Regions from separate parts of the Homo sapiens genome. Here region 2 is linked to region 1. A link is a loop called in an ENCODE intact Hi-C map of the cell type or tissue named here. Cell type or tissue: endothelial cell of umbilical vein. All regions are shown on one strand. Links, peaks and the distances in the headings refer to the core of each region. The heading gives the core; the rest is flanking DNA.

Region 1 (5,872 bases), core at 2,019-4,518:
GCAACCTCCACCTCCTGGGTTCAAGCGATTCTTCTGCCTCAGCCTCCCAAGTAGCTGGGACTACAGGCGTGTGCCACTAATTTATTTTTATTTTTATTTTTTTTAGTAGAGATGGGGTTTCACCGTGTTAGCCGGGCTGGTCTTGATCTCCTGACCTCGTGATCCACCCATCTCAGCCTCCCAATGTGCTGGGATTACAGGTGTGAGCAACCGTGCCCAGCCAGAATGTAGTTTTCTGTATGCGATTATCAAAGAAATGCTATTGGGTCTGAACAAATATTGAACACCTCTCCCTCGCTCTCACCCACAGTTGTGAAAACAAAACAAAACAAAACAGTATTTTTAAAAACTTCATTCTTTTTTAGGGCACTTTCTTCCCTCAGAAAGGCTAAATCTCCAAAATTTTACTTGATGGAGCTAGTGTGGATAGCTCATGGGTGCATTAAAGTCAAGGCCTAATTATATCATGAAGGACCCAGCCTTTGCCCCAAATGCCCAGGAGGAAAAACTTAGTCTTTGTTGCCATGAAAGCTGCCAGGACACCTAGGCAGCCTGATTTTTCTGAAACCTTAGAGAAAAGGCCCTTAATTTGAGGGGTTTTGGTCAGACTTGCCGGACAGTCAGGCTGACTCTTCTGCCCTAAACCCTGGGTTGCAGCCGGCTGGATGTCTTCCCCAAAGAGGTTTACAAAGTCATCCTTCCTTCTTGACCCATGGGGCCTCTAGGCTTTGGAGTTGTGATAGGATAAGTATCATTTGAGGGAACACTGTGAGAGCTGGGACATCTTGCAGATAAAAACTGGCTATTAAAATCTAGCCAGAGGTGGAGGAGGGGGCATTGTGAACTCAGCAGCATCTTATTTGCTGTTACTTTTGCATAAATGGCACAGGAGAGCAGTGAAGAAACGTGTCTACATTTTAAGGCTGAGCTAGCTCTGAAGAGCTCTAACATTTCCTAACTGGGGTGTTAGGGAAGAACTTTTATTTTTCTCTTCTTAAAAATTATTTAGGGCCGGGCGCGGTGGCTCACGCCTGTAATCCCAGCACTTTGGGAGGCCGAGGCGGGCGGATCACGAGGTCAGGAGATCGAAACCATCCTGGCTAACACGGTGAAACCCCGTCTCTACTAAAAATACAAAAAATTAGCCGGGCATAGTGGTGGGCGCCTGTAGTACCAGCTACTCGGGAGGCCGAGGCAGAAGAATGGCGTGAATCGGGGAGGCTGAGCTTGCAGTGAGCCGAGATCGCGCCACTGCACTTAAAAAAAAAAATTAAATAAATAAATAAATAAAAATTATTTAGGACCTTATCTGACTGGCTATAGCACAACTGAAATAGCAAAATCAAGATTGAAGGGCTATTTTCAGCACAGGTATTCCATTTCCAATCAAACTCAAGAACTCCAGCAGTGCAGGAACCACAGACCTCTTTAACTTTGTGCTGATTCCTAGGCATCCACCCTCTACTGGCTCCCCTCAACCTGGGGACATCCCTCCCCCATCCTGCAGCAACTTCGGGTCCATCAGTAGTCCACATTTTGGTAGGGCTTTGTTTATTCACAAGTCCACAACCCTGGAAGGAACTGGCTCCCTGGGCTGTGATGGCGCCTATTCTAAAGACTTCCTCAGAGTGGAAATTTAGGCAACAACAGCTCAATCGCTCTTTTATGACAAGTCAATCAGTAAAACAATGATAAAACCTCGGTTACCATAACTTAGAGGCTGTAATAGATTAACTTTTCAAGGGCACTTGATATAAGCTCTGAGTAGACTCTTTAGAGTCTTTATTCACACAGGGTTTTAGGAAACCACCCTCTTTCATAACTACTGTGTGTAAATAACCTCTATTTATCTAATTTGTAATTTTCCTACAGTCCCCTCAAAAGGGAACATTAAAAGAAATACTAAAGGAAGTTGGAAAGTTTGTCAATGTAAAGCTGGTCTTTGTAACCTTTCTACTCTTCATTTCCTGTGGCAATTGCACTTTTATTTCCCGTCTCTCTACACTCAGTAAACAAAACCATATTATCAAGGGAAAGACGTGAGCCCATTAACATTGTGAGCCCTCAGATTTCACTCACAAGAGACGATGCAGCACTTATCTGATGGAGCAGAAGCTCTAATTGCTTCGAGGTACAAGTCCATCTAAACCTCTGAGATCTCACCCGTCCCCGGTAAGCCCTTGCGCCCTCCAGACAAGCTCCTCAGTGAAAGCAAGCGCCGCACCGGTGCCTGTGCCAGTCTCCCAGAAAGGAGCATAAGGAGTGTTCCACCACCACTCTGGATTCTTTATTCCAACAACCCAGCCGGAGGGGAAAATCTGCTAAACCACCCCACAAGGCAGAAACTTTATCAAAATCTGGCACTACAACACTGGCCCTCATCACGCCGCCACAAATTGCGAGGGATAGAAGAAAGCTGCAAAGTCACGTTAAAAGGAAGCCTAGTCAAAAAGTGAAAATTTTGTCCCGCCCTAGGCACACAGCACTCACAGCATAAGATGTAGTTCCATGAGTCCTAGGAAAGGGGGAAGAAAGGAAAAAACCAAACATCTGCTCTAGGTTTAGAAGAGGGATAACATCAGCGCCAAGCAAACCGAAAGCGCAGAGGACTCAGAAGAGGGGAAGAGGAATAACTTTATCTGTCCTGGAGGTGGGCGAAGAGCAGTCTCCACCGGCCGCGCGTCACGCTCCCATTTAACCTTTTCCATGCCGCGACGCCCACACTCCGCCCTCGAGGGACTAGCCCCCCCCACGATCCAGAGCAGAAGCGGCTCGCCCCGCTGCATCCACGGGCCCTCACCCAAGCGTCCAGTCCTGCCTTTCTCCCCCCACCTCGCCCAATACCTGTCCGAGAGCAGGCGTTCTGCCCTCTCGCCCCGCCCTTGCCCAGGCAGCCCCCGGTCGCGACGGCTCTCCTCGGGGCTCGGGGGCGCTGGGCGGCGGCCCTGGGCTGCTTTGGCTAACTTGGCTGCGGGGCAGGCGCGAGGAGCGGCGCGCCGACCGGGCCGAGCGGAGAGGCCGCCCATTGGCCGGCCAGCGCCACGTGGCCGCCCCCGCCGGTATATTAGGCCACTATTTACCTCCGGCTCACTCGCCATGGGTTGGAGAGGGCAGCTCGGGTAGAGAGGGCTGGCGGAGCGGCGCAGACGGCGGCAGTCCTGCTCAGCCTCTGCCCGGCTCCGTACTCCGGCCCCGGCCTGCGCCCTCAGAAAGGTGGGGCCCGAACCATGAGCTCCTACCTGGAGTACGTGTCATGCAGCAGCAGCGGCGGGGTCGGCGGCGACGTGCTCAGCTTGGCACCCAAGTTCTGCCGCTCCGACGCCCGGCCCGTGGCTCTGCAGCCCGCCTTCCCTCTGGGCAACGGCGACGGCGCCTTCGTCAGCTGTCTGCCCCTGGCCGCCGCCCGACCCTCGCCTTCGCCCCCGGCCGCCCCCGCGCGGCCGTCCGTACCGCCTCCGGCCGCGCCCCAGTACGCGCAGTGCACCCTGGAGGGGGCCTACGAACCTGGTGCCGCACCTGCCGCGGCAGCTGGGGGCGCGGACTACGGCTTCCTGGGGTCCGGGCCGGCGTACGACTTCCCGGGCGTGCTGGGGCGGGCGGCCGACGACGGCGGGTCTCACGTCCACTACGCCACCTCGGCCGTCTTCTCGGGCGGCGGCTCTTTCCTCCTCAGCGGCCAGGTGGATTACGCGGCCTTCGGCGAACCCGGCCCTTTTCCGGCTTGTCTCAAAGCGTCAGCCGACGGCCACCCTGGTGCTTTCCAGACCGCATCCCCGGCCCCAGGCACCTACCCCAAGTCCGTCTCTCCCGCCTCCGGCCTCCCTGCCGCCTTCAGCACGTTCGAGTGGATGAAAGTGAAGAGGAATGCCTCTAAGAAAGGTAAGTCCGCGGGCCTTGGATGGGGCCACCTGGGGTTGGGGACGGAGCCTCCCCCGCGGAAATGCGCTGGGAGCGTGGTGTCGCTGCCTTTCCAGACAGCGGTTTGGGTTTTGTGGAGGAGACGCGTTCCCGGGCGAATTCCATGGAGTCTGCCTCGAGTACAGATTCGGAAAATGTGCCAGGCATTGAGAAAATTTCAGGAAGGAGCTCTCCGTGGAACTTCTCCTGGTACAAATTCTGTTCCTAGGGACCCAGGAGGGCTGCGCTGGGACTTTGATTCTAACTAGCTCCACTGCTCACCCACATTCTGTCCCCGGCCTCAGGCCTGGCTGACGCCCTGTCTTTACGTTGCAGGCAAACTCGCCGAGTATGGGGCCGCTAGCCCCTCCAGCGCGATCCGCACGAATTTCAGCACCAAGCAACTGACAGAACTGGAAAAAGAGTTTCATTTCAATAAGTACTTAACTCGAGCCCGGCGCATCGAGATAGCCAACTGCTTGCACCTGAATGACACGCAAGTCAAAATCTGGTTCCAGAACCGCAGGATGAAACAGAAGAAAAGGGAACGAGAAGGGCTTCTGGCCACGGCCATTCCTGTGGCTCCCCTCCAACTTCCCCTCTCTGGAACAACCCCCACTAAGTTTATCAAGAACCCCGGCAGCCCTTCTCAGTCCCAAGAGCCTTCGTGAGGCCGGTACTTGGGGCCGAAAAACTGTGGCCTGCAGAAGTCCCAGGCGACCCCCATCCCTATCTAGACTTAGGAGCTCAGTTTGGGATGGAGGTGGGAGAACAAAAATGAATAGGGATTTCACTTGGGAAATGAAGTACTTTAGTTGGCTTCCGAGTTCCAGACTATATGTCCAGATATTAATTGACTGTCTTGTAAGCCACTTGTTTGGTTATGATTTGTGTCTTATCAGGGAAAAGGTGCCCAGCTGCCAGCCCAGCTCCGCTGCTATCTTTGCCTCACTTAGTCATGTGCAATTCGCGTTGCAGAGTGGCAGACCATTAGTTGCTGAGTTCTGTCAGCACTCTGATGTGCTCAGAAGAGCACCTGCCCAAAGTTTTTCTGGTTTTAATTTAAAGGACAAGGCTACATATATTCAGCTTTTTGAGATGACCAAAGCTAGTTAGGGTCTCCTTGATGTAGCTAAGCTGCTTCAGTGATCTTCACATTTGCACTCCAGTTTTTTTTTCTTTAAAAAAGCGGTTTCTACCTCTCTATGTGCCTGAGTGATGATACAATCGCTGTTTAGTTACTAGATGAACAAATCCACAGAATGGGTAAAGAGTAGAATCTGAACTATATCTTGACAAATATTATTCAAACTTGAATGTAAATATATACAGTATGTATATTTTTTAAAAAGATTTGCTTGCAATGACCTTATAAGTGACATTTAATGTCATAGCATGTAAAGGGTTTTTTTTGTAATAAAAATTATAGAATCTGCTGCTCTCTGCTTTTCTTACACTCTTTAATAATGATTCTCTTTCTTTAAAGTTGATTCAGTTTCCTGTATTTGAATTTTCTTGATTCTGCTATGAGAATTTGTTTATGTTGATAACTTTTTTTTTTTTTTGACACGGAGTCTTGCTCTGTTGCCCAGGCTGGAGTGCAGTGGCACAATTCTGGCTCACCACAACCTCTGCCTCCCAGGTTCAAGTGATTCTCCTGCCTCACCATCCCCAGTAGCTGGGATTACAGGCATGAGCCACCATGCCCAGCTAATTTTTTGTATTTTTTTTAGTAGAGACGGGGTTTCACCATGTTGGCCAGGTTGGACTCGAACTCCTGACCTCAGGTGATCCGCCCACCTCGGCCTCACAAAGTGCTAGAATTACAAACGTGAGCCACCACGCCCAGCCGATAACTTTTAAAAATAATACTTCCTACAGGTTGTGTACACACCCAGCAAGTTATGGGCAATTAGTAGTTTAAGAGAGAAAACTACTCTGCCAAATATCCAAGTAACTATGGAAATACTTTCCT
Region 2 (5,872 bases), core at 1,197-3,696, 95 kb after region 1:
ACTTACATGTGGCTTCTTCATGTGGCTTGGCTTCCTCACAGCTTGGTGGCCTGAGGGTAGTCAGACTTTTTATGTAGTGACTCAGTGCACCACATACAAGTGCCTGAGCTAGCAAGATAGAATTTGCATCATCTTTTATAATCTACTCTCAATTGTCCTGCAGCATCACTTCCACAATATTCTGTGGGTCACAGTGCCAGCCCAGATTCAAGGGAAGGGGAATTGTAGGGTAGGAATTACTGTTGTGGACGTATTTAAGACATATACTTTGCCACAATAACCAAGGTGGTACTGCCTGTTTTTCTTAGATCTGGGAACCGAGAAGGCACACACATGACTGAATAGAGGTTCTAAAGAAGGATGGGGATAGATGGGGAGTTGGGGGTGAGTAGAGTAGTGCGGGTGGTTTTGTACGTTGTAATTAGTTATCTATGGAACTCTCTAAAGCTAGTGATGCCTGCTCGAACATGCATGCATATACAAATACTCCTTTATTCTCACCAAAGGCCTATCATATGGAAAGATTGAGGATGGAGATAAGACAAGTATAGTTTTCAAATACTCTGTAGATCATTTGTCTGTGTGTCTTTGATTAGGAACCACTGAATGATTCGGAGAGAAAGTGAATTCTTGAGTTTACACTGTTGAATTTGGTACCCATTGTTGAGATGTTATCCTTCCTTAAATTGGTTCAATGATATTATTTTTAGAGTTACAGTAGTTTTTTTTTTTTTTTTTTTTTTTTTTTTGCTGTCAGATATCTTTCAGGCTTTAGATAGCAAAAGACCTGCTTGTATTTTCTGCAGAATGTTTGTTGAGTACCTAATTTGTGCTAGGTGCTCTGCCAGGTGCTGGGGGTACAAAAATAAGTAACAATTCTTGCCTTTCATGAGCTTATATTCTTTTGCAGAAATAGATCATTTTAATATGAAGAGCTATATCTATAGTAGAAATCTGCACAGAGGCATCTAGTTTAGTAAGCCTTTGCTGAACATTTTGCCTCCGTTTCCTCAAACTGCATTAGGGATGTTAGGTTTTTGGTAAATATCTAAACTCGTCTCCATGCCTCCTACCTTCTATCTGGCATGCTTTGGATTATTTTTTTGGATCCAATTCAGATTTCATCTCCTTTTGTGAATTCTTTCCTGTTTTCCTCAGGCAGATTTAGTTATTTCTTCATGAATATTTCTATAGGGCTTTATACACACTTTTGTTCTAATGTGTATATTAAGAATTATTGATTGAAAATATACTGTGAGCTAGAGACTTTATAGGGTACTTAGTTTATCTACTTTTTTTTTTTTGTTTTTTTTTTTGAGATGGAGTCTTGCTCTGTTGCCCAGGCTAGAGTGCAGTCGCACGATCTCAGCTCACTGCAACCTCCATCTCCTGGGTTCATGCGATTGTCCTGCCTTAGCCTCCTGAGTAGCTGGGATTACAGGCATGCACCACCACACCTGGCTAATTTTTGTATTTTTGATAGAGACAGGGTTTCACCATGTTGGTCAGGCTGGTCTCGAACTGCTGACCTGGTGATCTGCCCAACTTGGCCTCCCAAAGTGCTGGGATTACAGGCGTGAGCAATCACACCTGGCCAATCTAGTTTTATTCTTCCAATAACCCAACAAGATAATTAATATTTCCCTCTTTTACAGTGAGGTAATTGAGACAAGAATAGGTTAACCAGTTTGGCCAACATAACTCACACAATAAGTTGTAGAATTGGGAGGGGAAGCCAGGTATGTGTGACTCTGAAATGTATGCTTTTTCCCTACACCACCTGTATTTGCTTAATGTATTTTAAATGGTTATGTTTACCTTAGTCACCCCTAATCCCACCTCCCTTTTTGTTCTTCACCTGCTCAACAAAATTAGATCCTAGAGGGCAATGACAGTTTTATATTCATCTTTGTATTATAGTTGTGGGTACATTTTGGATGTTTATCACCTATTTGTTCATTTAAATGCCTTTAATATTTTTTAGGGGGAATCCTCTGAGCATTTTCTACTGTGTTCTCATACTCTTAAGGAAATTCTTGACCGTTACCTCATTTCCTGTTTCCTTCTTCTTGGAGAATCTTGCAGTTTTGTCAGCATTTCAGGTGGTATAATAATAAGTCAGATTCTCTGTGGGGGATAATTTGTTCTATAACTAGCTGGGAGGAGTGAAGGAAGAGGAATAGAGTTTTTTGGTTAGCTAGCTTGATATGAGATAGCAAAGTATATGTACAGTACCTGGAACCATAATCACATAGTAGATACTTAAAAACATAGGTGCTGACATTACAGTGATTGTATTTGGTTTAGATGGGAAGAACTACTTAGTTTGAAGGATATTTGTTTTCTGTCTCTAGAGTTAGATTTAGAGAACCATTAAACTATTGCACTGTGAAGGTTAATGTTGTTGAGGTCTCACAGTTGTGTGGGGCTGTTTTTGTATCTGTTTTTTGGCCAGATGGATTAGACTTTTACTCTTAACCAGCTGTTTTTCTATAGTTCTGCTGTTGATCTCATATTCATTTTTAGTTCTGAGAAAAACTCATAGTATCAGTGCTTCTTTTTTTTTTAAATTTCAGATTACCATTTTAAAAATGAAAAAAGTTTGAGTAACAATTACAAGACTCTTCTGTTAATTTATCATTATCATATGTAGTTGGCCTGCTTTTTATTGGAAATTAATGAAAAATAATGGATTTTTTTCTTTTTTTTTTCCTTTTCTTTTTGTGATGGGGTCTTGTTATGTTGCCCAGGCGTGCCTCAAACTTCTGGGCTCAAGGGATCCTTCTGCTTCAGCCTCCCAAGTAGCTGGGACTACAGGTGCACACCACCATGTCCAGCTATGATGGATTATTTTTATAATGGATCAAAGTCTAAACATAACCATTTGAGAACATGACACATACATACTTATTAAGGAAGAATGGAAAGTTTTAAATTTGACTTATATTTATTTACTTTACCTGAGTTATTGGCTTGTTGGTGCTGTGAATTTGTTTTCTTGACCCTTGTTAACCTCTAGAAGTTTGTCAGGTTTACGAAATTGGTCCTTGAATACCATTTTGAAATTGATCTCTAGTCACAGATAGATATCACAACTGATATTCATAATTACTAACTTATTTTTACTTTCCTTATCGAATACTTCTAATGGAAAAACTATCATGTTACCACTTTGATTGCAAAATAAATGTGGCCTGAGTTCATTAATCTTAAAGGCTTATTCTTGAACATTATAAAATAGCAACATGTTACTAAGGCATGTTTTAAAACATGGCTTTAAGCCATAGCCACAATGCTTAAGGAGAAAAAGATGGTCAAAAATCTTCTTGAAAAAAATTAATCTACACACATCCTTACTACCATTTTCTCTGAGCTAAATGAATGAAAGATAAAAAGAACATAATCTTATCTCAAGTGCCATCTGTGTCTCTAGGATGGTCTTTGTTGTGGTGTTCACAGACCATCTGCATCAGATTTACCAGGATTGCTTGTTAAAGGTGCAGATTTTTGGTCCTCATCTCTACAGTATCAGAACTCCTGAGTTTAGGAAATACATAACTTTATCAAGTTCCTCAAGTGTACAGGAAGAGTTGAGAACTACTGTTGTAAGATAATTATAATTGCTTTAATTCTAATAATTACTACCCAAGAATGTTTATTTGTGAGCTCTGCAGGAGGTTAGCTAATTTAGTTGTGTGTTCACTGACTGTAGAGCAACACTACTTGGGTTCAAATCCTGGCTGCTGTCACTTACTAGCATTGTGACTTTGAACAAATTACTTAGCTTGTGCCTCAGTTTTCTTATTGTAAAATTGGGAAAATAATAATAGTGTCTACCTCATAAAGTTGTGGGATGTTTAATATATGTCAAGCACTTACATGTACAGTAAGTGCAATAAGTCTTTTAAGATTTTCTGTTCAGCTTTCTTGAGATATAATTTACAAACCCTTTTAGATTTATAATTCAGTGATTTTTAGTATATTTACATAATTGTGTGACTATTGCCACAATCTTTTTTTTTTTTTTTTTTTAGTTTTCCACTCATCTCTGCAGTTACCACAGTCTAACAGTAGGTTTCCATCACCTCCAAAAGAAACTCCTTGCCCATTTACAGCCACTCCTCATTCCCACCACCAGCCTGAGTCAACCACTGGTCTACTCTGTTTCTGTAGATTTGCCTCATCTGGACATGTCATATAAATGGAATCATATGTTTTCTTTTGTGTCTGGCTTTTTTTTTTTTATTGGGCATAATGCTTTTTGAGGGTCATCCATGTATTCATGTTGTAGCATGTATCAGTACTTAACTTGGTTCTTTCTTATTGCCAAATAGTATTCCATCATATGGATATGCTGCATTATGTCTGTCCATTCACCAGTTAATGAACATCTGGGTTGCTTTCCTTTTTGACTATTGTGAATAATGCTGCTATGAACATTTGTATATAAGTCTTTATTTGGATATTTATTTTTATTTCCCCTGGGTGAATACATAGGAGTGTAATTGATGGGTCATATGGTAAAATTCTGTGTTTAACATTTTGAGAAATTGCCAAACATTTCATGGTCCCATCAGCAACGTGTGAGAATTTTTGATTTCTCCACATTTGCTAAACATTTGTTATTGTCTGTCTTGTTGATTATGACCTTCTTATTGGGTGTGAAGTGGCATCTCATGGTGGTTTTGGTTTGCATTTCCCTAATGACTAATGATGCTGAGTATCTTTTCATGTGCTTTTTGGCCATTTGTATATCTCCTTTGGAAAAATGGCTATTCACATTCCTTGCTCAATTTTAAAAATTGGGTTATGTTGTCTTTTTATTATAGGGTTGTAAGAGTTTCTAACATATTTTGGATATATGCTGTATGAGTTTTGCGGAATCTTAATTGCTGTCGTTATCATAATCATCATCTGCCTAAATAGAAGTCTAGTTTGTATTTGACCAGGAGATAGATTCTAGTTATTCTCTAGTTTTATTTGGGCTCCAGCTTTGGTTGTGAGAGGGAAGTTCTGCCTTCCTTTTTCTGTGTTTTCAATCTTTGTTGCTTTCCATCTTGTGCTTCTAGAATGGCAGGGTATTAAGACCCATCTGCCTTGGGTATTCTACTGTCCTCATTCATTCATTATTACTCACTCTGAGTCTTTTTTTTTTTTTTCTGAGATGGAGTTTCGCTCTGGTTGCCCAGGCTGGAGTGCAGTGGCATGATCTCAGCTCACTGCAACCTCCGTCTCCCAGGTTCAAGCGATTCTCCTGCCTCAGCCTCCCAAGTAGCTGGGATTACAGGTATGCACCACCATGCCCGGCTAATTTTGTATTTTTAGTAGAGATGAGGTTTCACCATGTTGGCCAGGCTGGTCTCGAACTCCTGACCTCAGGTGATCCACCCACCTCAGCCTCCCAAAGTGCTGGGATTACAGGCGTGAGCCACCATGCCCGACCCACTCTGGGTCATTTTAATCTTTTGCTTACTACCTTGTTCCAAATGAATGGGTTGCTGGAGATAGTTATTTGTGGAATATTATTTGAGTTATTTGCCGTAGTTCAGTAAATTGGAATTCATTTGGTGTTTTAGAGATTATACACTGTCGTGTATGTTTTTTTCTTGTTTTTTGTGTAATGTGTAGCCCAAACAGAATTAAGCCTTGTTATATGTATACCAGATAATATTGTCATAATGAGGTAGACTTCAGTGTTTTTAACTTCAGACATTGTAAAGGTACACATAAGGAGATAGGCCACATGATACCTCTAAAATAGAAGTGCCTTATGGGCAGTTACTTGGTTTTCTTTATAATTGTGCCTTTAGCTCTTAGAATGGTGCCTGACACTTTATATGCATTCAATGTATTTATTGAATGAACGATAAAA

The links. Hi-C counts contacts between places; a loop is a spot of excess contacts. Peaks named below come from ENCODE experiments on the same cell type or tissue, not always from the same donor. Only the 100,000 strongest peaks of a DNase experiment are listed, where the experiment ranks them.
Region 2: it touches region 1 in a loop (2.3-fold over the local background); 1 of 110 quality-filtered maps calls a loop at or near these places.

Annotation. Positions count from the first base shown.
Region 1 is chr2:176,185,575-176,191,446 of GRCh38, forward strand. It overlaps HOXD1 (homeobox D1), which reads left to right and starts at 3,094. Exons shown (of 2, transcript NM_024501.3): 1 at 3,094-3,879; 2 at 4,234-5,333. The coding sequence starts at 3,228. The coding sequence ends at 4,568. HAGLR (HOXD antisense growth-associated long non-coding RNA) reads right to left here and starts at 3,384. Exons shown (of 3, transcript NR_033979.2): 1 at 3,240-3,384. MIR7704 (microRNA 7704) reads left to right here and starts at 3,269; the gene lies at 3,269-3,327. In endothelial cell of umbilical vein, for the core only: no CTCF peak of the experiment used is centred there; DNase peaks (open chromatin) are centred at 2,407, 2,577 and 3,047; H3K4me3 peaks cover 2,500 bases; H3K27ac peaks cover 1,663 bases.
Region 2 is chr2:176,281,406-176,287,277 of GRCh38, forward strand. All of the region lies in intron 1 of MTX2 (metaxin 2), which reads left to right. Among named protein-coding and RNA genes, the nearest start is that of MTX2, 15 kb to the left of the region's middle. In endothelial cell of umbilical vein, for the core only: no CTCF peak of the experiment used is centred there; a DNase peak (open chromatin) is centred at 2,166; H3K27ac peaks cover 1,159 bases.